Linked DNA regions of Homo sapiens: all the other regions are linked to region 1. The links are chromatin loops, found by intact Hi-C in ENCODE. Cell type or tissue: endothelial cell of umbilical vein. All regions are shown on one strand. Links, peaks and the distances in the headings refer to the core of each region. The heading gives the core; the rest is flanking DNA.

Region 1 (7,862 bases), core at 1,555-6,554:
CATCGAATAAGTGGAAAAAGAGTAAAGATTAGTGCCCAAGAGAATGAGTCCATCATGAGACTGGTTAGCTCTATTTGTTGACTAACTGGAGAGGAGATGACATTTCCTTCCAGTAGATTGAGATGGAGAAAAGCAGAAGACTAGCCATCAAAAGTGTGGATTACTGTCCCAGCTTCTGTTCTTTCCTTGTTGTCATTCCTTCACATGAACTCTTTGAGAGTCTTCACCTGAAAAAAATGGGGACAGTCTCACCTACTTGATGCAGTTACTTTGAAGGTTAAATAGAAGATGCTCGTGAAAGTAGTTTAAAGGCTGCCTACTGTTATTCTACTGTTTTATATTAAGCATTATGTTTTGAGACTTTGACTTTCCATCTCCCCTCTAACCCTTTATCAAGCATTGTCTGGATCATATGCCAAGGAGAAATTTAATCCATACCTAACTTCACCAGTACTCAGTTTGCCCACAGAAAATGGGTTCGTTAAGCTGTGTAAAATTTTTGCTAGTTGGAAGGGAAGTGAAACTATAATTGTTTCAGTGGGATTTTTTCCTCCCCCAAACCTTGTGAAAAATGTATTCATGTGTTTTATGAGACTCCCCCACAAGTCTAATTTGATGACAAGAATTGCTGTTATTGCTAAATTTATTACACGTTCACCTCTTTTCCCTGAGTGACTCATTATTGAGTCCTAGAAATGCAACTGTGTTTTTGTTTAGGAGGAGGTTGTGGTAAGGGAGAACTTAGGGATGACTTTTAAATAAGAGAACTTTGTATTATATTTATCTGTCTGGAGGCAATAAATCTGTTTCAGCAGATTAAATACAGACTTCTTTATAAAGCCTTGTTTTCTCAAACCTCTTATCAGCAGCACTTGGCAGTAATCACACCTACGGAAACTTGTAATTTTCCTCAAGGAGGTGACACTGACAGAATTAAAAATGAAGGAGCCCCCCTGAAAAGCAAGTTCATTACAAATTAACAGTGGTCTTAGCAAAGCAGTGGGCTAAGGCGTGTCAAATAGCGATATGGATAAAGAAACCCAGCATTTTAAACTGTCAGAGCTGGGAGCAAGGCTAGCCTGAGAACAAATTAATCACATATTGTCAAGGCAAAGTTGCATCAAATTAACACATCGGATTCCAGCATATTAATGTCAGAATGCTTTCACCTGATTATTACTGCAAACCATTGCCACTCTTTGAATGCAAAGATATAATTAAATTGCTAAATAGAAAGTGCATATAATATCTCCACATGCATTTAGGATGCATGAGCTGAAAAGTGCACATCCTAGGAAGTGACAGATTCTATTTGTAGGGGAGAAACTTTACTTTTTTTCCCCTTTTATTTACTTGAGAGTACTAGAGTATGAAATTAGAAAAGTTAGTTATGTTATTCATATTCTATATGAATTAGATGAAATACAGGTTTAATTTAACTGATTTGCTACACTGACTATGAGTACATAATTACCTCTGCATTTTTCTGGAAGAGAAATGGGACAATGTTGCAAAATAGTACTTTGCATCAAAATTGCCCATTACACATAATCCTGGTGGTGGATTCGTCATCAGAAAGTGCTTAGGAGAAACTAGATTGGCCATTCTGACAACTGTCTTTTATGTAAGGATTACTTTCTGTCTCAGCTTAATCTAATATGTGTTCTATTATATTTAAAATAAGAATTCAGGCAGAAGCCCAGCTGTGGTTGACCTTTTGGCTCAAGGAGGCAGCCCAGCAGGAAGAACTTGCTTTTTATTAGTCCCTGTTTGTCCCAGGTGATACTTGGGCCAGGCTTTCTGACTTGCTGTCTTTGTTATCCACAATCAGCCTTGCTGTCCCTGTTACTCACACTTAGATTTGGCTACTCTCCCTGTGTCCTCTACCAAGCTCTGTTGGCGCTGTGCATTGAAATCTTCCTTAAATCTCACTTCTTTCATGAAGTCTCCTTCAGCAACTCACACTTCATAGACTTCTCTTTTCAGCTTTGGGATTGAGCGGTCTTGCATTTACAACAGCTCACTTAGCAGAGCTAAAGGGCTTGTAAATTCAAAAAAGGGAAGTAGTGATTGCTAGGAGCCACCATGGGTTTCCTCAGAACCAAGCAGGGCAGAACAAGCCCATTTCTTTCTTGGATAGGGTTGTTAGCTAGATAGAGGGCTGTGGTTAAAATTCTTTGTTCTGAATTTCAGTAAAGCATCAATTTTTGCATAGTATTCTTGCACGCAAGCTGGAGATATTCTCCAGTCACATTGTGGTCAGGTGGACTTTGCACCTGGCTGAGAGACGAGGCACAGAGTGGTGATTAATGGATTTATGTCAAACTGGAGAGCTATCTTTCGTGGCAAGCTGTAGGTCTCTTGTGTGTTCATTGCTGTCAGGGACCTGAATGAGAACATTGATGATAGGCTGATGACACTTGTGGAAGGCAGAAGGCTGGGAAGAATAGCAGGCATGTGCAGTGACAAAGTCAGGGACTAAAGTGGTCTTGACACACCAAAATGATACTTGCACTTAAGTCATAAGATGCAGTCATTTGTGTATGGGGGTGGCAGTGGAAAAGGGGAAGAGGAAGATGAGGTTTAACCAAGTAGCACATGAAAGAAAAGGTTTAGGGTCATGGTTAATTGTAACCTCAGTATGATTCAGCAGAGCCAGGTAGTTAGAAGGAAAACTCATGCATTCATTTCTCAAATATTTCTTGAGTGCCTGTATGTGCCAGGGACTTGACTAATGCTGAGGATACAATAGTGAATGAGATAGTCCCTAATTTAATGGTATGTGTAATCTTGTAGGGAAGTCAGACAATTATAATATAGCATAATAAATGCTATGAGAGGAAAAGTTTAGTATGGTGAGTTTCTTCTTTTTTTTTTTTCTTTGAGACGGAGTCTTGCTCTGTCACCCAGGCTGGAGTGCAGTGGCGTGATCTCAGCTCACTGCAGGCTCTTCCTCCTGGGTTCAAGTGATTCTTCTGCCTCAGCCTCCCAGGTAGCTGGGACTACAGGCATGTGCCACCATGCCTGGCTAATTTTTTTGTATTTTTAGTAGAGATGGAGTTTCACCATGTTGGCCAGGCTGGTCTTGAACTCCTTACCTCAAGGGATCTGCCCGCCTCGGCCTTGCAAAGTGCTGGGATTACAGACATGAGCCACCACGCCTGGCCTAGTATGGTGAGTTTCTTAGAGGAAGGACACCTGGCCTGGGCTTCGCATGGGAGAATATCAGGGAAGACTCCTTAGATGACCCCTAAGCCAAGCCTTGAAGGATGGGAGGAGGTTAGGCAGGAGGCTTCTAGGTAGGTGAAGTGCTGGTGTAAACATCTGAGGTGAGAGATGCTGGTAAATTCTGGGCAATGAAAGTAGTAGGGTATGACTGGAATGTGGAGGCTGAGAGCAGAGGAGGTGAGAGACGAGGCTTGATCAAGAAGAGTTTTGATTTGCTCCTGCTAGTTGTATTTGGAGCAGGAAACTGACATCCTTACGTCTGAATAAATCACCATGGCTGTGGTTAGCAAAAGTAGGGAATTTAGTGTGGTGAGGTATAGTAAGTTCTGTACAACAGACATTTACAACTATAAGTGTCTATTCAGACAAGTGCCACAAGGAGGTGGTAGAGACTAGGAACCGGGTGGGGCATATGAGTTGGGCTTTACAGAATCCATCCAGAGAAGATGTGAACATTGCCTGAAAATAGTAGAAGGGTTCTTGGGTAGAAGATGCTCTGCATGGCTCTGCCAGGCTGGACAGAGCAAAGGCAGTTGTCTTCATTCATTTTATGTTGCTATAACAAAATGCTGGAGACTGAGTAGTTTATAAAACAAAAAGGTTTTTATGGTTCACAATTCTGATGGCTGGAAAGTTCGAGATTGGGCATCTGCACCTGGTGAGGGCCTCAGGCTGCTTTTACTCATTAAGGAAGGCAGATGGGGAGCTGGGGAATGCAGAGATCACATGGTGAGAGAGGAAGAAGGACACGGGGAGGTATCAGGCTTTTTTTTTTTTTTTGAGACAGGATCTCACTGTATCACCTAGGCTGGAGTGCAGTGGTGTGATGACAGCTTGCTGCAGCTTCAGACTCTTGGGCTCAAGCAGTCCTTCTGCCTCAGCCTCTCAGGTAGCTGGGACCACAGGTGCATGCCACCATGCCCAGCTAATTTTTAAAAATTATTTTTTGTAGAGATGGCGTCTCCCTTTGTTTGTTGCCCAGGCTGGTCTCAAACTCCTGGGCTCAAGTGATCAACCCAACCTCTTTTTAATAAGCAGCTGTCTCTGGAACTAATAGAGTAAGAACTCACTTCTCAGGGAAGGTATTAATTTATTCATGAGGGATCTGCCTCCATGATCCAAACACCTCCCATTAGGCCCCATTTCCAACATTTGGGATCAGATTTCAACATAAGGTTTGAAGAGGACAAACATCCAAACCATAGCAGAGGTGTTAATCATCTTTCCATGATTAAGGGTTCAGTGTTGGCTGTTTGTGTCCTAACTCCCTAGACTTGCATTGACATACCAGGGCTGCTGCACTGCTTTGGGCCAAAGATTTCCTCATCTGTAAAATAATAAACCATACAATATGTGAAGGCCAGAGATAGTGTTTTACAAAGCACCTGGTATGGACTTGTGCTGAGTAGGAATCTAGCCAGTTATTGTAGAATCGAGTTATTGGAGGCTGGGCATGGTGGCTGATGCCTGTAATCCCAGAAGTTTGGGCGGCTGAGACTGGGGAATCACTTGAGCCCAGGATTTCAAGACCAGCCTGGGCAACATAGGGAGGCCCTGTGTCTGCAAAAAGAAAAAAAAAAGAAATTAGCCAGGTGTGGTGGCACGCGCCTGTTGTCTCAGCTACTTGGGAGGCTGAGGCAGGAGGATCGGTTGAGCCGGGGAAGTCGAGGCTGCGGTGAGCTGTGATTATGCCACTGCACTCCAGCCTGGGTGACCGAGCGAGAGTTCCTGGACCCTTGACTGTCTCAGAGATTACTAGAGTTAGGTGTCACTGATTCCTGGCCTTGACTGTTATGTTTCTACTTTGTAGGGGTTCTAAGGCCTTAGTTGACCCTAGGCTCAGTGTCCCCTGCCTCTCAGTGCACTTCCATCCTACTTCCCCACATAGTTTGTGAGCTGAAGCATACAAACTAATTTTGATATTCATGTCATTTAAATATGTTTATAAATTGTGTGTTTACAAAAGCCACATTTATTATACTCCAAGGACATCTAAAAGTGACATTTTGTGTTATACATGGCCTTGTCTGCTTCGACTAGTATAGGTGTTTGGGAGTGAACCATGCCTGCATTTCCGTGTCTTCTTTTCTTTTTTATTTTTCAGTTAAAATTGTCAAAAAAACACATAAAATTTACCATCTTAACCAATGTTAAGTGTTCAATATGGTAGTAACTATATGTACGTTGCTGTCAACAGACCTCTCAAACTTCAGTCTTGCAAAACTGAAACTTTATGTCCATTGAACAACTTCCCTTTTCCTCTTGCCCCCAGCCCTGGCAGCTACTTTTTTACTTTGTTTCCAAAAGTTTGAATGCTTTAGATCCCTCATAAGATATATGGTAGTAATACTGGAATCATGCAGTATTTGTCTTTTTCTGACTGGCTTATTTCACTTAGCATCATGTCCTCAAGGTTCATCCATGTTGTAGCATAGGACAGGATTTCCTTCTTTTCAAAAGCTGAATAATGTTCCATTGTATATACACACCACATTCTCTTTATCCATTCATCTTTTTATGGACATTTAGGTTTTCACTTCTTGGCTATTGTGAATAATGGTGTGCTGAACATGGAAGTACAAATATCTCTTTTCAGTACAAATATCTGTTTTCAGTTCTTTTGCGTGTATACCCAGAAGTGGGATTACTGAAATTATATGCAATTTGTAATTTTTTGAGGAACCTCACATTGCTTTCCATCGTGGTTGCATTATTTTACATTTCTACCAACAGTGCACAGGCTTCCACTTTTTCCACATCCTTTGCAACACTTTTTATTTTCTGGTGTGTGTGTGTGTGTGTGTGTGTGTGTGTGTGTGTGTTTTGACAGTGACCATCCTAACAGGTGTAAGTATGGTACCTCGTTGTGGTTTCAATTCGTGTTTCTCTAATATTAGTGATGTTGAGCATCTTCTCATATGCTTGTTGTCCATTTTTACATCTATGCAAGTCCTTTGCCCATTTTAAATTGTTTTTGTTGTTGTTGTTCTTGTTGTTGTTGTTGTTGTTGAGTTGTAGAGTTCATTATATATTCTGGTTAGATACATGACCCCTGATTAGATGTATGGTTTGCAAATATTTTGTCCTGTTGCATAGGTTGCCTTTTTACTCTGTTGTTTTCTTTGCTGCACAGAAGTTTTTGAGTTTGATATAGTCCCATTTGTCTGTTTTTGCTTTGATTACCCATGCTTTTGGTGTCATATTCCAAGAAATCATTGTTACATCCAACGTCATGAAGTTTTCTCCCTTGATTTCTTCTAGAGGTTTTATAGTTTCAGGTCTTACATTAAGCCTTTAATCCATTTTGAGTCAATTTTTGTCTGTGGTGTAAGGATTCACCTTCGTTCTTTTGTATGTGGATATCCATACAAAAGAATCCATACAATTCATTTTCCCAATGCCATTTGCTGAAGAGACATTTTCTTGTCTTAAGTGACTTATAATGAGAACACTTTTCACAGGTGTAAAAGTGACATTTAGAGTGTATCCTTTATGTGGCTCTTGATGATCTGCATAGTGAAGCATTTTATTTAAAGTGCCCCTTTTCCCACCTTGTCACCTGCCCTGTCTTCTTGCCCATTCCATCTTGCCCATTCCATTTTCTGTCATATCTTGTGGGTTGTGTGTGGTGTTCTTCTGCCTGAAATGTCTTCCTCTATAGTGAATTGCTGTTTATCCTTTAAGATTCAGCTCACACATGGCCTCCTCTGCCTCCTACAAGTTCACTACCACAAGCAGTCCTTATGACACTCCATTGTAGTTATATATTTATATGTCCTTTGCTCTCATAGAATGTAAGCTGTGTGTGGACAGGGCAATGTCCAGTTTATCTTTCTAACACCAGCAACTCCACAGACCCTAACATTCAGTAGTCACTTTGCACAATTAAATGAAGTGGCCGCCTTTGTCGTAGAGAATTATAAAATGGTACAAGGCAGGATGCTTCAGTTTGTATGTAACTAACCAAGCTTCTGTCTCCTCATTTCTAAAATTAGGAAGTGAATTAGTTCTCTGAGGTCTCTTCTGGCTCCAACAGCCTATGAAAACAGTGGGAATTCTTACCTGAATGCTTTCAGAGCTTCGTTCCCACATATCCCACAAGATCTACCGTAAAGTAGGATAAAATCGTAACTTTTTGGAGGGTGAGATGGGGTGGGGTTTAAGGAATTATGCCATTCAAGAGTCAGATGAAAAGCTGGGCACAGTGGCACACACCTGTAGTCCCAGCTACTCGAGAGGTTGAGGCAACATAGTGAGATACTGTCTCTTAAAAAAAATAAAAAAGAGTTAGGTGAAGTGTGCTGGCAGGGCCTTCCTAATGTGTTCCGGTTCCAGTGGTTCCCTTTCTCAGTGCAGGCCAGGTGTTCCCATCCCACTCTCTCTGCCTTCACTATTCCCATCTCTAAAACTGGAAAGATTAGAGAGGGTCTTCACTTTATATGGTTCACTATATGTGTGTTTAAGGGGGCAATGAATGTATTTTTAAAAAATATTTTAACATTGGGAAATGAAAAATTAATTTTTACATAAAAACTTTAAAGCCTTAAAAAACTGGCTATTGGAAATGTGCCCAAGATAGAGGCATTTGAATGGCAGTGGGGAGGGTGTGTATCATCTTTGGGGTAGTGTGAAAT
Region 2 (7,862 bases), core at 888-5,887, 160 kb after region 1:
AGTATACAACATGCAAACTTAAGAAACACGGTAACAGCACAATAGTGAGTGAAAGCAGCAGCGGTGGCCTGGACTGCCTCACTCCTCAGGCACACTCTCAGGCTAAACATGGTTCTGGGTGGCCACATGAATAAAACATTTTCCCTTGTTAGTTTCCAGTGGGGTACCTGTGGAGTACAGTTCAAGTAATCACATAATCTGAACATGCGTGTTCTTAGGAAGTGGATTGATCTTCCATGTTTCCATTTCACTTTGCCGTTGAACACTAAGGAGGTGCCCCTCTCCATTCCAAGACACAATCAGGAGGAGGCGTGCGTCACATTTAACTCAAATCCCTGGGTCCGTTCAGTAATTTGAAGTTGGCAATTCTGATATTAAATGATTGTTCAGTCCCTATTGTGACAGCATTTCCTGAACCAAACTTTGGAATTGACTTATACTAATGAACTGATGAGGCAGAGGATGCATGCTATCAAGACTGCCTCCAGAAAACTCCGTTACCACTTTTGCACTAAATGCAGTGATTGGCTTAGGGAAAAATCACCTAACTGGTAATATTGGAAACACTGTGGGCTTTTTCTTAAGGCCTAGCTTCCTCTGGCTCCCTGCTCCCAGAGCCACCCTTTTGAGAATTCCTATGGAGTAACCCAGGGTTATTAATGACAATGTGTCAGGTTCCTCAGGTGGCTGAGAAAGAATTGAGAATTGGAAGAAGTTGAGAAGCACTGGCATGATGGAATTAATGGGAGTCGGATTCATGAGCGTTCATCCAGAGTTCTGTGCTCCTTTAATCACTTCCTCATCTTTGGCACCTGAGCTCCAACAGGGCCTGAACATGGGGAAGATCAGGTTTTCCCCACTCTACAAGTGATACTGTAAATTCTCTTAGGGCCTGCTGCTTCCTAGCTGACATCATAGGCTCACCTGAGGTATCCATTTACTGAGAGAGTAGTTTGGTGATCTAGCTGTCCTAGTGCAGAATCTTTGTAAATGCCTTCTCTGCAGAGAGAACTTAGCACTCATTCAAAGACAAGTCTTTCTGGGATTAAACAGTCCCAGGTCTGATTTCATAAGCTCTGCCCTGGTGCTGTGTCCTGTGCTGACTGCTGCTCTGCGTTCGTTCGTGTCCAGGCCACTCCTTGTTTTGCGTGCCAAGCCTAACAGTCTAGTCAGGTACACTCGGACTTGTCATTGAGTCTCTTACTGACCACATATTGGAATTGGCAGCTTTTAGCTGTGGTTCCCAAACCGTTTCAGAATGGTTAGTCCTTTGAATGAAACCAGTGATCCTGGGGCCTAGAACTCCACTTGATCTCAAGAAAGTAAGGCTCTACTGGGTTTCATTTTAGTTGTGACCTGAAATATGGTTTTGTCATCTATTTTGGGTGCCTTAAATTGCTGGAGACAGCGCTTTTTTATTGTAATGCATTTGATCAGTGTGAATATGCAGTACTCCTGCATGGCAGGTGAGCTGGTCTGTTTAAGCCCTGGCCTGGTAGTATGGGGATATGAATTATGGTTACAGCTCTGTCATTAATGGGTGACATCAGACAAGTCATGTCCCAGCCCTGAGCCTCAATTTTTTCATATGGAGAATGAAAACCCCAGACTAGGTGATCTCTAAGGTCTCATTAAGCCCAAACAGCCTGTGTGTCTGATCTTGTGTGTAAATTCAGACAAGTTTCAAAGACTTCCCTGACTGCTCTGTGGATGCTATCGATTGGCTGTATATATTCAGCAAAATCCACTCTGGCGAAGAGTTGTTCAGTGGCACTCCCTTGGGGGCTTTTCCAGGCTTTCATAGGCTCTCGGTAACCTGAAGACAAGAGGATTGTAGAATTGTGTAAAAAGCTGCTCCAGGATTTAACAGCAGTGGGACTTTTGTAGCCTTAGATTCAAAGCTGTAGGAAATTGATGAATGAACCACAGCTTATGATATCTGAGCAAATGATAACAGGAAATACACTAAGACATGAATTGTTAAATGCCTTAATTTTTGCCAAAGTGGTGTTTTAGCTTTTTTAAGGGGGTATTTTAAGAGTACCATAGGGGAGGTTGTACCTCCCAAGAGTCAAGCAGTCTCCTCTGGGACAATAGGAAACAGCTGGCAAGTCAGAACTCACCAGGCAGCTAGACCTGGACTTGAACCCAAGCTCTCCAGTTTACTAATTTGATTCACCATAGGCTAGTACATTTTACAGAGGAGAATGATCAGGCTCACCAAGGGAGCAGTGACTTTGCCCAGGATAACACCAGTGGGGATGTGCCAGCATAATCAGGGCCTCCAAATTTGTGGCCTGGAGACCCAGTAGGATGAGGATTCCCTAGCACAAAAGTTTCCACATTCCAGATCTGAGAACATTCTTCCTGATTTGAATTGAACTCTTGGAGGTTGTGAGGAGGAGATATGCCCAGTGACACTTGGTGGTGGGAGGTTACTGGGGGGATTTGTGGGGATGAAGGCATTGTCTCCCAAACTGGATCCTGGTGCTCCCAAGACTGGGATGTAGAGAAGGTCCCAGGGAGAATTCTTCTCGCCCTCCAATTCCAGAGCCAGGCAGGTCCTTTATTCACCTCCTTCTCGTGGCTCCCTGAGCTCCCCAGACTCGACCCTCATCACTGAGTCTATGTCACATCCTTAACCCAGTGCCTGACTTCTGATAATAATCATTAGAAGGAGTAATATTCATCGCTAGCTATGTATCAGGCACAATTCCAAGCCCTTGTCATGCCTTATTTCACCTAATCCTCACAACAAGCACTTGAGGTATCTATTATTATGTGTATTATTATCATCTCCGTTTTATAGAAGTTTTTCCCAAGTCACGTAGTTAGGAAGTAGGAAGGCTGACATTTGAACAGAGGACTTTCTGACTCCAGATTTCCTACCCCTAAGCCCCCTCTTTAAATGTAAGATAGGCTAATAGTGCCTTCCTGATTAGAGGTGTTCTAAGCTCTCAATAAGCCTCTGTACACAAAAGGACCTAGTGTGGGGGCTACCCAGAGTGGGCGCTCAGTCTGTGTTAGAAGAAGATGCTACGCGGTGCTAATTTCCTTTTATGGAAATCTTGGTTAGCTAAAGCAGACAAGGGTCTCCTTGTGATAACTCTAAAGGCTTGCACAAATAGTTTCCCCAGAGAGCTGTATACACATTAGAGTTGCGTTTTTGTTTATTTTGAGCTGTCTTGTTAAGGAAGGATTTATATGCTGGCGTTGATGTAGGACAGCAATCAGGCAATGTTTTCTGCCTTTGACAGTTGGTGTGATAGTTTGCTTCCAGTGAAGTTTGACTCACTGTATCTGGAAGCTGTCAGAAGTGGGAGCATGAAAAGGTCATGACGGATGGCTGTGGATAAGTGGTTAGGGGAGGGAGCTGGTAAGGGAGACAAACTGCCTCCCTTGTTTCCAAGAGAAGGGGCTGACCCTGGCTGCTCCCGGCCAGCCCCCGTGCTCTTTTCTTCCCCACCTGCCTGAGCTGGAAAGAAGCCTGCCGGGCTCCAGTTTTGAGAGGGGCACCAGGTTGGGTGTAGTGTAGCTCATGAGCCCTTCCCAGCAGCGCAACCCCTGGCATACCACTAGAACTGCTAGAAGTTCTGTTAAAGAAATTCTGCTAAAAAAAAAAAAAAAAAAGTTCTGCTGAAGAACTGCTAGAAGGAAGCATTCTTTCACTGAGGATCACTTCACCATTATCAAGACTTCAGCATACTTATCCTTCCCCACATTTTAACAGTCGAGAAAGGATACTGAATTCTGAAGTGGAAATCAAAAAGTGTCAGCTTTCAAAGTGATGTTTGTTTTTATTTTTCGTGAAATGTTTATCTTGGAAAAAATACAGAAAAGGAAAGGATATAATTCTACTAACCAGAGTTGGCCACTGGCACCAGTTTTTGGAGCACGTCCTTTTGACATCTTTTTTTATAAATGGTTTTCCTGTCCTTTTCACTTACTATTGTGTTATAAGGATTTTTCTAGTCAAAACTTTTCGTGGTTATCTTGTATTTCATCATTGTTGGATCAACTATTCCTCTATTACTGGCCACTTAAGTTGGAGAAATGTCAATGTAACAAAAGCCAGTTTCTCTTATTTCCTTGGAAATACATTTATAATTTGAATTACTTAAAACAGTGCATACGTGACACTGTAAGGAGTGCCTCTGCCATTCCTTAAATGACTTTACGCAAAAACTTTAGCCGAGGAAATCAAAACTATGCTCGGTGGTCAGAAAGAATATTGATCGGATTTCATGCTCCAATTTGCCATGTATGAACAAAAAATAGATGTGTGCATTTATTGGCATTTGTGAACATTTATTTGTTCCTTGGTGAAAATTGAGAGAGGAGATGGAGGACTGCTTGGGCAGAGCTCCTTATTATTAATACATCTTCTGACACGGCTGAGGCTGTGCAGAGCAGCAGAAAGAACAGGGACTTGAGACCCAGGCAGCTCTGGGTTTGAACAGTGGCTGTTCCACTTAGATGCTCCCTGACCTAGGCAAGCACCTTCCCCTCTCCTGGGATATGTTATATGAAACATTTAGCACAGTTCTTGCAGAATAGTGTAGTGGCTGAGGGGACACATTCTGGAACCAGACTTCCTGAGTTCAAATTGCAGCTTTGCCACTTCTGAGCTGGGTGATCTTAGGCAAGTTACTTGACCTCACTGTGTTTCTGTTTCCTCGTCAGTAGAATAGGATGAACATACTAGCCAACTTCATGAGGTTATTAAGAGATCTGAGTCCATGCACACAGTGGATTTCTAACCATGCTGGCACATTGTTGATGGCAGTTAATGTTAGCTGTTATGTTAATACTGGAGGTGCTCAGTGAATGGTGTCTATAACTGGCGTCATGCCTGTTGGGCCTAAGGAGAAAATTGTACTGAATGATCGCTGGTGCCCGAGCCTGCCGAAGCAGAAACGGCAGTGAGCCTACCAGGGTTGCACCTTTGCTCTTGGCCTAGGCCTTTGCCTTAAGGAGTCTGAGCTACAGGGACCGTGTGTGCAGCAGCCCTCTTCTCCTGGTGCTCTGCTCACAGGGAGACAGTGCTGCTTCTGCCCACAACCCACTCACTCCCCTTAGCATAGAGAAGTGGCAGTGACAAGTGGGGTACTACTCAACCTCCGCACTTGCAACCCCACTAGCCTGGCTTCCACAACCTCTTCCCCCACCCCTCATCACTGCGGCGATGCCCCAGGAACCTCTCTGACTCCCTTCTCCCTCACACCCTGTGTGCAGCCATCTGCCTACTCCTAACTCTTTTGTCTTTAATATGCTCATCCCCACTGCACCCCAGCCGCGACTGTCCCTGCCCCTGGCCTGGGCTGTGGCACCTGCTTCCTCACTGATCTCTCCTCCACCAAGCCAACTCCTCCTTGTAACCAAGAAGACTACCGAGGGCTCCGAAGCCAAGGACAGAGAGGCCTCTGTTTGCCTCCAGGCTGGATTCTGGGCCTCCTTTCTCTTTTCTGCAGTAGGTGTGCACTCTTCCCGGGGGTGCTCAGGAAGAGGGCTGCTCCCGTGGACTGCCTCAGGCCGAGTGCTGACACATGGCGGCAGGAGCAGATAGGGTGCTGCGGTGCTGCCTGCGCTGCCTTAAGAAGCTGAGACTCACACAAGTGTTAAGAGGGTAAGATTATTTAATGTACAAAAGGATTTTTCCCATCAGGAAAGATTCCCCTACAGGTTTCTTTAAATAGTGACTCCTCTAGGCAGGCAAGTGTTTTACAGATCATTAACTACTTGACTGAAAGCCTACAGGGCAGAGAAACTTAAAACTAAAGTGTTGGGAGCCCCTGCCAATTACAGATCAATCTAAAATGAAGATAAAGTAGCTCTGGAACTAGAAGTCAGTGGGAAAATGTGATTCGATTCAGAAAAAAAAAATCTGATTCACATGCAACTTTTTTGGAACACACCGTCTAAATGATATCCCACCTGTCTGCCCATCTTGAGCCTATTGCATTCATCTCCTACATCTTCATCCCCAAGCCCCGGTCTTGGGGTGCCCCTCTGTGAACAGTAACTGCACAATAACCCCAGGAAAGGGCGTCATTGGGAAAGTGTTCTGTGGCTGTGCAGAGCTTAGGCAATTGATGCAGAGATACTGCTGGTAATGGATGAACTATACGGTAACAATTTGCAGATAAAAATAATAGAAGTTAAAGTGTACTTTACATGATAAAAGAAAGATGAAAGAGGACGAGAGTCTGTTACATCTGAGATGGTTACAAAAGTCCTGCTTTGTGAAGTAGGCTCTGTTGAAAAGATTGATGCAATGGGGAGTGACCTTGGCTTGGAGCAGGAGCTGGTGATGTATGTATGAGCATCCCTCTGCTAAATGGACCCAGATTTGTAGCACTAATATACATGGGAGCCCAGAACCAAACTCAGTACGGCAATAAATCAACAGCCACTTTGGGTGTCATTTCTGGTTTATATTCCACTATTGTTCTATCACTTTAATTCATGTCACTATCATCTTTTCATCTGGAACAGTTTTATATAATTTTCCAGTGGAGTTACCTGACAAATCCTATCAAATTAACAAGGTACATTAACAGTATTGACTGACTACAGCTTCAAGAGTTGTAGGGGCATAGAACAAAATTTTAAAACCATGTCTCTGGTGATGATATTTTTCCCCATTCTTTCTGAGAAAAGAATGTGGAGCACGGTTTATTTTCACATAAGAGATATGCATGTTTATTCTGCTCGGCTCATTTTGACTTTTATAAATGTCAAAATAAGAAGAAGAAGGGGAACACACACATGCACACACACACACCCGACAACCATGGCTTCAGTACTTCTTTCAGGGAACTATAGAAATGTCCAGATCTTTAACAATTAATGACCAAATTGGAGGCAAGAGTGTAACTGGGTAGTCGTAATCTATTTTAACTGAAATGTAATAAAATTGGTCTCCTGATACATTCTCACCCTCCTGAAATCATCTAGACCTGAACGTCCAGAGTCAGCTGGACTTACGACATTATGCCTAATTGAAATATGGTGTTCCTGAAATAGGTCTAATGACAAATTCCAGCGTTCGATTAGTAAAAAATACCAATGGTTCATCTTTACCAAAGACCACACGTACTGACCAGGGTACAGCAGCCATCTCTGCATTGTCTCCCCTGGAGGCAGCAGAGGAGCCTCGACTGTAGTCTGTCTGCACACATTCTTCTTCTGCCTTTGTCTAGCTGGTATTTGGGATTTATTTATTCATAAAATAAAATATAAATGTATGGAGCGTGTAGCAGACCTAATCAGTAGGATTTTGTTTGTATTTGTTTTTTTAATTTTAAATTTGCTGTCAGACTGTGTTTGGGGTGTGTGTGTGTTTTATTTTGGGGGGAGGTTAATTGAACTGTTTCTTTTATCTGCTGCTGCTTTTGGCTTACTAAGTTTTCTCACATTTTGTTCAAAAATTTGAGTGTGATTCGTAGGATGAAATATGTTAACTATGTCTTTTCTGTTTCACTTTGTACATTTGGTTATTTTAATTATTTCTTATATCTTCATTTTGCTTTTTTTCACTTTGACCCTGACCTTTAAACTATGGCCTAAAAATTAATTACTTTTAAGGTTCCATATGGGGCCCACTATAGAAGGCATGTTAAAGGTTTTTGTCTCACTTCATGAACAGATTCCTTAATTTTCAGCAAAAGAGGAAAAAGAGCACATCTAGCCTAGGTGGTGTGTGGCGGGCTGAGCATGTACTCCTCTGCAGTACTGAGAAAGCGGTTGCTGTGCATTTCCACACTTATTCCAGGGCCCCTCCCATACCTGGCATTACCTTTGTTCTGCAAACACCTTTATTCCCGGTCACTATACAACGTGTTGTCTTTTAAGCTCTGAAA
Region 3 (7,862 bases), core at 888-5,887, 72 kb after region 1:
GCAATAAATAATCTGTGCTGTCTGTTGCTTGTTCCATCCATGTCTGCCCTGTTCATAAAACCCTGGGGGCTCAGTGACCCAAGGTTCCAAGGTTGGAACACAGTGGACATGTTGACTCCCATTACAGTTGTGTGTACATAGAACATGCTGCTCAGATGCATTGTTGCTTAATATGCATCCACAATTTGTGTTTAAGGATTGGTGCAACTATAAGTTAGTTTCCATATGACTTTCTTATTATAGTTACCTTCCCATTTATTTTTTACTTCTGTTACATGCCAGACACTACATATATTATCTGATCTAATCTTTACAATCTCTGAGGGACGATTATACCCTTTTTATAGAAGTGGAAACTGAAACTCGAGGTGAAGCTTATTCTCTGAAATCACATAGCCATGAGCCATGGAGCTGAAATTTGAACTCGTTCTGACCACAGAGCTCTCTTAGCCAGTATACCATGACATTTTCCTCATCCAAAGTGCTTTCTTTTGCCTCTCTAATTGTTCTGTTTTTAAGTTAGTACCCGGCTGCAGAGATCCAAAAGTTTCCCATGCCATTCAAAGATGAATTTTAAATATCTTAACAGCATTACAAATACCTGAAATGTAAAGTGACAAACATAGCTAGATTACTTTCTTGTTATCAATCCATTTAGCAAATTTACAGTTTCCATTAATTTTAATTTGTCCTTATTACTTGTTTTTTATAATAAATATCTCTTAGTCATGACAGACTCACTGAGTATAGATCGCCTGAAGTAGGCTCCCTCTCTTGCAATAAGCAGAGTTGCAGCTAAAGATTTGTGAATTAATTGGGAAAATTGCAAGTCAGGTAGTCAGTGAAATAATTCATTGTCACATCCAGTCAATAAACTTGGTAAATCAACTCATTTAATTCAAAAAATGATCTATATAGATCAACCAACCAATTAAACAATTAGCATACACTTTGCAATTAATTAATTTAAGCATCAATCATGTAATTAAAACTCCAAACTTAAGCTGCAGAATTTAGAATTCTACTGCCTTGTGAGCTATTGGGTTCCTGCTTCTGAAGCTAGCATAATTCTGAAGCTCGCAGGTTTGCGGTTTGGAGCAATTGAATTGATTGCACTCTTACACTGTCTGTATGTTGGTATAGTTTCCCATCCTCTTTGAACAGATCAACTTTTTACTTCCCCCAAAGAGGGTATGTGTTGATTCTAAACTGGGCAAGACTGCAATCTGGGAGTACTGTCTGGACATTCTAGGGAGTGGGAAGTGTGCAGAAGTAGTCAAGAGGACCAGGTATCTGTGTCAGGACTAATCCAGTCATTTGCTTTTACTCTGCTAAGGATCCATGGTGTTTGAAGTCAGATTCTACCAACTGACTTAGATACTCTTTAGAGAAGGGAGAACTGTATGGATTGTCTTGGTTACCTTGAGTATTTCTCCTGATCTAGAGCACAAATATTTTCTTTTTTAATTTTAATTTTATTTTTTTGAGACAGGGTCTTAACTCTGTTGCCCAGGCTGGAGTGAAGTAACACCATCATAGCTCACTGCAGCCTCGACCTCACGGGCTCAAGTGATCCTCTCACCTCAGCCTCCTGAGTAGCTGGAACTACAGGCGCATACCACCATGTCTGGCTAATTTTTGTATTTTAGCAGAGATGGGGTTTTGCCATGTTGCCTAGCTAGTCTTGAACTCCTGGGATCAAGCGATCTGCCTGCCTCAGCCTCCCAAAGTGCTGGGATTACAGGCATGAGCCACCATGCCTGTCCAGATATTTTCTTAATCCTAACCATAAATCAAAGGCCTCTGACCCCTGCCTTCCCCGAGGCCAGATAATCTTCCCCCCTTTACAGTTTTGTTTGTATCTGTTTTATATATATATTTTTTACATTTGTATTGTAGCTAGTGTAATGCTTATTACTTTTCCTCCCTACTATGCTGTAAGCTGCTTTTAGGGCTGATACTAAATCTCACCTTTGATCTAAGAGGTTAGGTTCTTTGTCGTAGCTGCAATAGGGCTCAGTGAATGTTGCAAGAATAGAGTAGTATAAAGACCTTCATTTCACACTGTTTTTCTCCCCTTTGCATTGCCATGTGTATTCTCTCTATCAAATGAAGTAGGATTTGGGATTTTTTACTGTATCACCAGGCTTGGGGTAAAGAAAAGCAGTCTCCTCAATTTGCTTGCTGTGCACCATACCCTCTGGTCTTCTTGTCCCTTCCCTACCTTGGTATTCACTCGCCTTTTTGGTTTTCCTTTCAGTGACAATGTCAGTGCCTACTGCCTGCATATTGCTGAGGATGATGGGGAGGTGGACACCGATTTCCCCCCGCTGGATTCCAATGAGCCCATTCATAAGTTTGGCTTCAGTACTTTGGCCCTGGTTGAAAAGTACTCATCTCCTGGTCTGACATCCAAAGAGTCACTCTTTGTTCGAATGTGAGTACTGACTCTATTACTTCTCTCGGTATCTCATCCCAACCTTCTAGCATTTTGGATCTGATTTTGGTTTTGTTCATCAAATAAATGATATTTGGCATCTGGAGAGTCCACTGGTAATAACGATGACTCCCAGAGAGATGCTGAGGACGACATTCGCATTGTATTTCATGCCTCTGCACCTAGGCTACGCAGACTGCTTTGCAGTGGCACATTGTGTGAAGCAGATCTCTGAACGGCATGTCCAGAGCCAGGCCTCTGGAAACACTGGTGCACTGGGAGCCTGTGAAGCAAAACTTCTAGGTTTGCACCTTCTCTGCGAGGAATACACACTAACTGAAAATGTGCACTGTGGCCACTTCTCTCTTGTGACTTAAAATAATTTTCTCTCAGACCAAATTTGACCTTCCCTGTCAGTTGCCTGCCTTGAGACTGAGCACATGTCTTCAGCTTTTTTTTTGTGCCTTTCTCAGAAAAGCGTGTGTAAATGCATAAAATAAAATCCACTGGAATATAAAAGTATTCTGTTATTTAAAGTTATCAGATTATTGAACAAATTCATGATATAGTAATATGTGTGGCTTTACTAGTAGATTAAACAATATCCAGCTGTATACCTAACAGTAACTCCTGAAGCCTGTTGTTTCAAAGCGGTGATGAGCATAAATGGTATTTGAGAAATCTGCAACAGCTGTAATGTGCTGTAGTGTTAGCTATGACTTCTGTTCATGACAGAGTCACTGGCACTGTGATTCTGCTGTGATTGTTTGCCTACACTTATAAATCAAGGAAATGCAAAATATTAGAAGTTAGTGAAAATTAAAATGTAGTTTTTATCCATTCAAGTTTATGAGCTCCTGAGTTTTATCCACATGTCCCAGTTGTTAAGGGAAAACCTGCTGCATTTGGATTTTACTCTCAAACCTAAGCTTTTTTTCAACCTAGGCCTCAGCAGTCCTTCTCATGGCTGTCTCCTGGGAACAATAGCGATCCCTTTGGCACCCCCTGCTGTTAGTAACCAGCAAATTCACTGCTCAAAAGGGATTGCTTTAGAAGACATTTCCCTGTCTCTCTCAACATACTGCCTTTGTTTGAGATTGTTACAGAAAATAGGGTTATGCTACATATGATATATGAGTATTTTGGCTCTTTCTACCCTTGAGCAAAGAAAGAATAACTGAGTACCTGGGGGTAAGCTGGGGAGTGGGCCCTCAGGCTTTCATGGTGGCCGTTTCATCCCTACTACAAGGTCAAGTTTGGTGTAAATAACAGCAAATTTTTTCCTGCTTTTTCATTTCAGAGGTACTAAAATAACTTTAAAGGATATTTAAAATAATTGAAAAGTTGGCCAATGATGCCTCCATCTTAACTATTTTTAATCTTGTATAATAATCGTGTGTATATGTTACTCAGTTTCACTTGTAGCACACATATTTTTGTGTTATTTTTACTTGACATTAAATTAGGTCAGGCGCAGTGGCTCACGCCTGTAATCCCAGCACTTTGGGAGACCGAGGCAGGCCAGGATTTGGGAGGCCGAGGAGGGTCAAGAGTTCGAAACCAGCTTGGCCAACATGGTGAAACCCCGTCTCTACTAAAAATACAAAAATTAACCGGATGCAGTGGTGGGCACCTGTAATCCCAGCTACTCGGGAGTCTGAGGCAGGAGAATCGCTGGAACCCGGGAGGCGGAGGTAGCAGTTAGCTGAGATCGCGCCATTGCACTCCAGCCTGGGCGACAAAGTGAGACTCCATCTAAAAATAATAAATTATAAACGTTTCAGTATTTGTTCTTAATTCCTACAGTCTGTATTTATGTGCCAGAGATCTAGGCAGAGACAGCACTACCCTCATGGAGCTTACTATCTAGTAGTGAGACAGTTGTCAAATAATTAAAATGTGATAAGCAGTATAAAAGAAAAGTGTATGGGTTGTAGTGGAAGCCGATCACAGAATATTTAGATTGCTTCCTTGTGTGGTTTTAATAAGTAATTTGATGATGATGGTCATTATCTATATACCTTTTATTCTGTTGAACAACTTCCTTAGGATCATGCCTTGTAAGTAGGATTATTGGTCAGAGTAAAAACATCTTTAGACTCACTTTTTATTGACAATAGCCCTCTGAAAGATGTCCTAATTTACAATGTTACCAACAGAATTCCTAAAATCATTTTTATAGTTTTACCATTACAAGGTATTAGAAGTTTTTTTTTCTACTCTAAAAGATATACACAGTGGCATTTCGATAGTTTTTACTTGCATTTTTATTGATTATTAATATGACTAGAACTTTTTCTACATGAATGTTAACACATGATCATAGCAGTCTTTTGAACCAGAAGTCCTTTTTTAAAGCAAGAGGCTTTAAATCACTGAGTTTTCAGTAGAGTGGAGTGGGGCTAGGATTCATATGCCTTTCCAGGAGGGGCATCTAAGACTACACAGTGTTTCACTATGAACCCTGCCTTCTGGAGAATAGGAAGGAGGGGGAAGGCAGAGAGTAACAACTGCTTTAAACTTAATACTCTGTTTTTTGATCCTGAATTACTCCCATCCCTGTGTTCCCACTCCCAGACACACACATAGCCCAGTCAATCCTTTTTCTATTTTAAAATTCAAGAGAGTTTATTTGATGTGTCTGGAGTGTTTCTGAAAACACGAGGTAAAGTGAAATCTTTATATGTGAGCATTAAGAACAAAAGTGTCAATAAATTTTCTTTTTCTCAGTCGTCTGATGAAATAGTACAGATTACTGACCGTTTGCCCTGTGTGTATTTTCTTGGTTCAGCAACCTCTTACTCGCCTTTCTGGTCTATATTCTAAGTTAGTAAAGCTTCTCCTACAGATGCAGAACAGAGCAGACCTTCAGGAGTCTGTAGGGATGTGTCTAAAGTTTCAGAGAAGGAAATCCCAGCAAAATAAATAAAGCCGTAACTACTCCTCCTCGTCATTTCCCCCCTTTCCTCCTTCCATTTGTCTCCCAGTAGAGGAGGGACAAGAAGTGGCTGGGAAGACACTAAGCTGAAACAGAAAGAGGCAAGTAGGTTTGACATAGGGAGTGAACTAATACTTACTAAGGGCCAACTATGCATATGCTATCTCACTTAATCCCAAAATAGCCCAGTTTTTATGAACAATTTAGAGGCGTGGAACCTGAGGGTGAGCAATATTGTTCTTAGGCCTGGATTTGACGCCATCCCTGACTTTAAAGTCCATGCCCTTTCCAACCCTCTGCTGAAAGATTGAGGCTGGGGAATCTGGTGTTGGTTTAACCTGTGAATCTCACTGTCTTAAGGCTGACATTCAGCCACTGCTATAGTGCAGTAGGTGACAGCATGGTGGGCTGTGAGCCAGATCGCTTGGATGCCGATCCTAGCCTTGCCCTTACTAGTGTGTGTGGTCCTGGATGAATATTTAACTTTTCTGTGGCTCAGTGAAATGGAGATAATAATACCTACCTCACAGATCAGTTATGAGGATTAAATGAGTTAATAGATCTGAAGCACTTAGAACAGTGTTTAGCATATGTACGCATCATCTTAGTGTTAGCTGCTGTTATTGTTACTATTAATAAACAACCCTTGGAGAGCAAGAACTGAATTATCTGTGCCCACAATACTCACCATCACTCCATTACTGTGATAGATCTGTCACACGTATTTCTTGAATGGGTTACTGAGTAGATCTCTGCCACTTCTACATTTTTCTTCTCCGACTTTGTTTTATAGCAGAGGAGGGGTAGTGTTTAGGTGGACATTGCTCAGCTGGACTGAAAAAGCTGAATTGGAATAACTTTCAGTGAACATGGGCAGTGGGTAAACATCGAGGATCTACATACTTTCAAATGAGTCCTCTTATGAGCACACATCCTCTGAGTTAGTAGCAAGACCATTAACTTCTTGAAGACTAGGAAGGCACAGTCTTATTGTCTCTCTGTATCCTGAGCACCCAGCACAGGGCTTCATGGAGAAGGAATGACTGAAACTTCAGGTGTCTGTGGGCTGCCAGGAGGACACCTGACCCAGCAGTGTGTCCCACCTTGCTTTCTAAGACCTCTTCCCCTTTTTTACACCCGTTCCTGCCTTTCAAATACCAGGAAGCCCATGTCGCCTTCTGACCTTTAGAGGCCCTCACACCGGCTATTCCCGGGGCTCCAGTACCATCTTTCCCTCTAAGTGCGGCAGCACAGACTTTGAATTTAGGCAAACCTGGGTTCATGTTTCAGCTTCAATAGTATCTTGCTACATGCATGACCTTAGACAATTTTACTTACCTTTGTTAAGTCTCAGTTTCTTCATCTTTAAAATTTGGGTAACAGTAACTATCTCATGGAATTGTCATGAGGGAGTTTCTTAAATGTAAGTTATGTACAGAACTCTTTTAAAGGGAAATAAATTCTCCTAAAGTCTCAATGTTTATCCAAATGAGTTTTTTAATAATGCTACTTAGATACATGCAAATACAAAGTTCTGTAATGTTTAGCTATAAATTCAGTGTTTTTACACAACCTAAACAAAATTACAAACTAAATACAGATAAAATTATAACGTTAATAAAATACAAATTAACAACTTTAATGTAACAGATGATGTTTTGCTGAAATTAAACATTGCTGATGTTGGGTTTAATTGGGTGTTAAATGTTTTACTTGTCAACTTGAGTCTTTTGATTTTCATATGAGACATCACGATTAACATCCTTTTAAACAGTGTATTTTTAACTACTCGTCCATTATTTTAGTGGGCCAATTGATTTATAATGTGTCCCCCCACACAAACACATAAATTTTAAATGTTCTTTACTAGAAAATGCTTTTTTTTTTTTTTTTTTTTTTTGATAAGTGTCTTGCTGTGTGGCCTAGTCTGGAGTGCAGTGATGTGATCATGGCTCACTGCAGCCCCAAACTCCTGGGCTCAAAGGACCCTCCTGCCTCAGCCTCCCAAGTAGCTGGAACTACAGGCATGTGTCACCATGCCCAACTAACTCTATTTTTAGTAGAGACAAGGTCTCACTGTGTTGCCCAGGCTGGTCCTGAACTCCTGAGCTCAAGCAGTCCTCCTGCCTCGGCCTCCCAAAGTGTTAGGATTACAGGCATGAGCCACCGCTCCTAACCTAGAAAACTCTACTTTACGTTTGGCCCACCACGCTTTCTGTTAGTATGATCAGTTTGTGATGGTTTGTCCAGGACTCTCCCTGTTTCAAAACTGAAAGTCCTGAATCTATGAGCACTCCCTGATGCTCACCTCCAACCCCTTCCTCCATCCTAGGTAAACCAGATTGGTCACTCTACTTTATCTGTTGCTTGGTCTATACATAAGTGGGCTCTGCCTGACTGATACTTGTGTATAGTGTGACTTGGCACCAAACAGCACAGATTTTTCAGAGACCAGCAAGACTGTTCATAGAGATCTTTGTGCCCACT

Evidence for each region. Peaks named below come from ENCODE experiments on the same cell type or tissue, not always from the same donor. Only the 100,000 strongest peaks of a DNase experiment are listed, where the experiment ranks them.
Region 2: it touches region 1 in a loop (4-fold over the local background); 5 of 110 quality-filtered maps call a loop at or near these places.
Region 3: a loop joins it to region 1, with 16 times the contacts of the local background. A loop is called at or near these places in 51 of 110 quality-filtered maps.

What each region holds. Positions count from the first base shown.
Region 1 is chr9:125,627,243-125,635,104 of GRCh38, reverse strand. All of the region lies in intron 4 of MAPKAP1 (MAPK associated protein 1), which reads left to right. Among named protein-coding and RNA genes, the nearest start is that of MAPKAP1, 76 kb to the left of the region's middle. In endothelial cell of umbilical vein, for the core only: a CTCF peak has its summit at 3,591 (motif pointing right); a DNase peak (open chromatin) is centred at 3,614; H3K27ac peaks cover 492 bases.
Region 2 is chr9:125,468,847-125,476,708 of GRCh38, reverse strand. The region is part of intron 9 of MAPKAP1 (MAPK associated protein 1); the gene reads left to right. Among named protein-coding and RNA genes, the nearest start is that of GAPVD1, 210 kb to the right of the region's middle. In endothelial cell of umbilical vein, for the core only: no CTCF peak of the experiment used is centred there; DNase peaks (open chromatin) are centred at 3,288 and 3,688.
Region 3 is chr9:125,554,208-125,562,069 of GRCh38, reverse strand. It overlaps MAPKAP1 (MAPK associated protein 1), which reads left to right. Exons shown (of 12, transcript NM_001006617.3): 6 at 2,261-2,437. Among named protein-coding and RNA genes, the nearest start is that of MAPKAP1, 150 kb to the left of the region's middle. In endothelial cell of umbilical vein, for the core only: a CTCF peak has its summit at 3,448 (motif pointing left); a DNase peak (open chromatin) is centred at 3,409.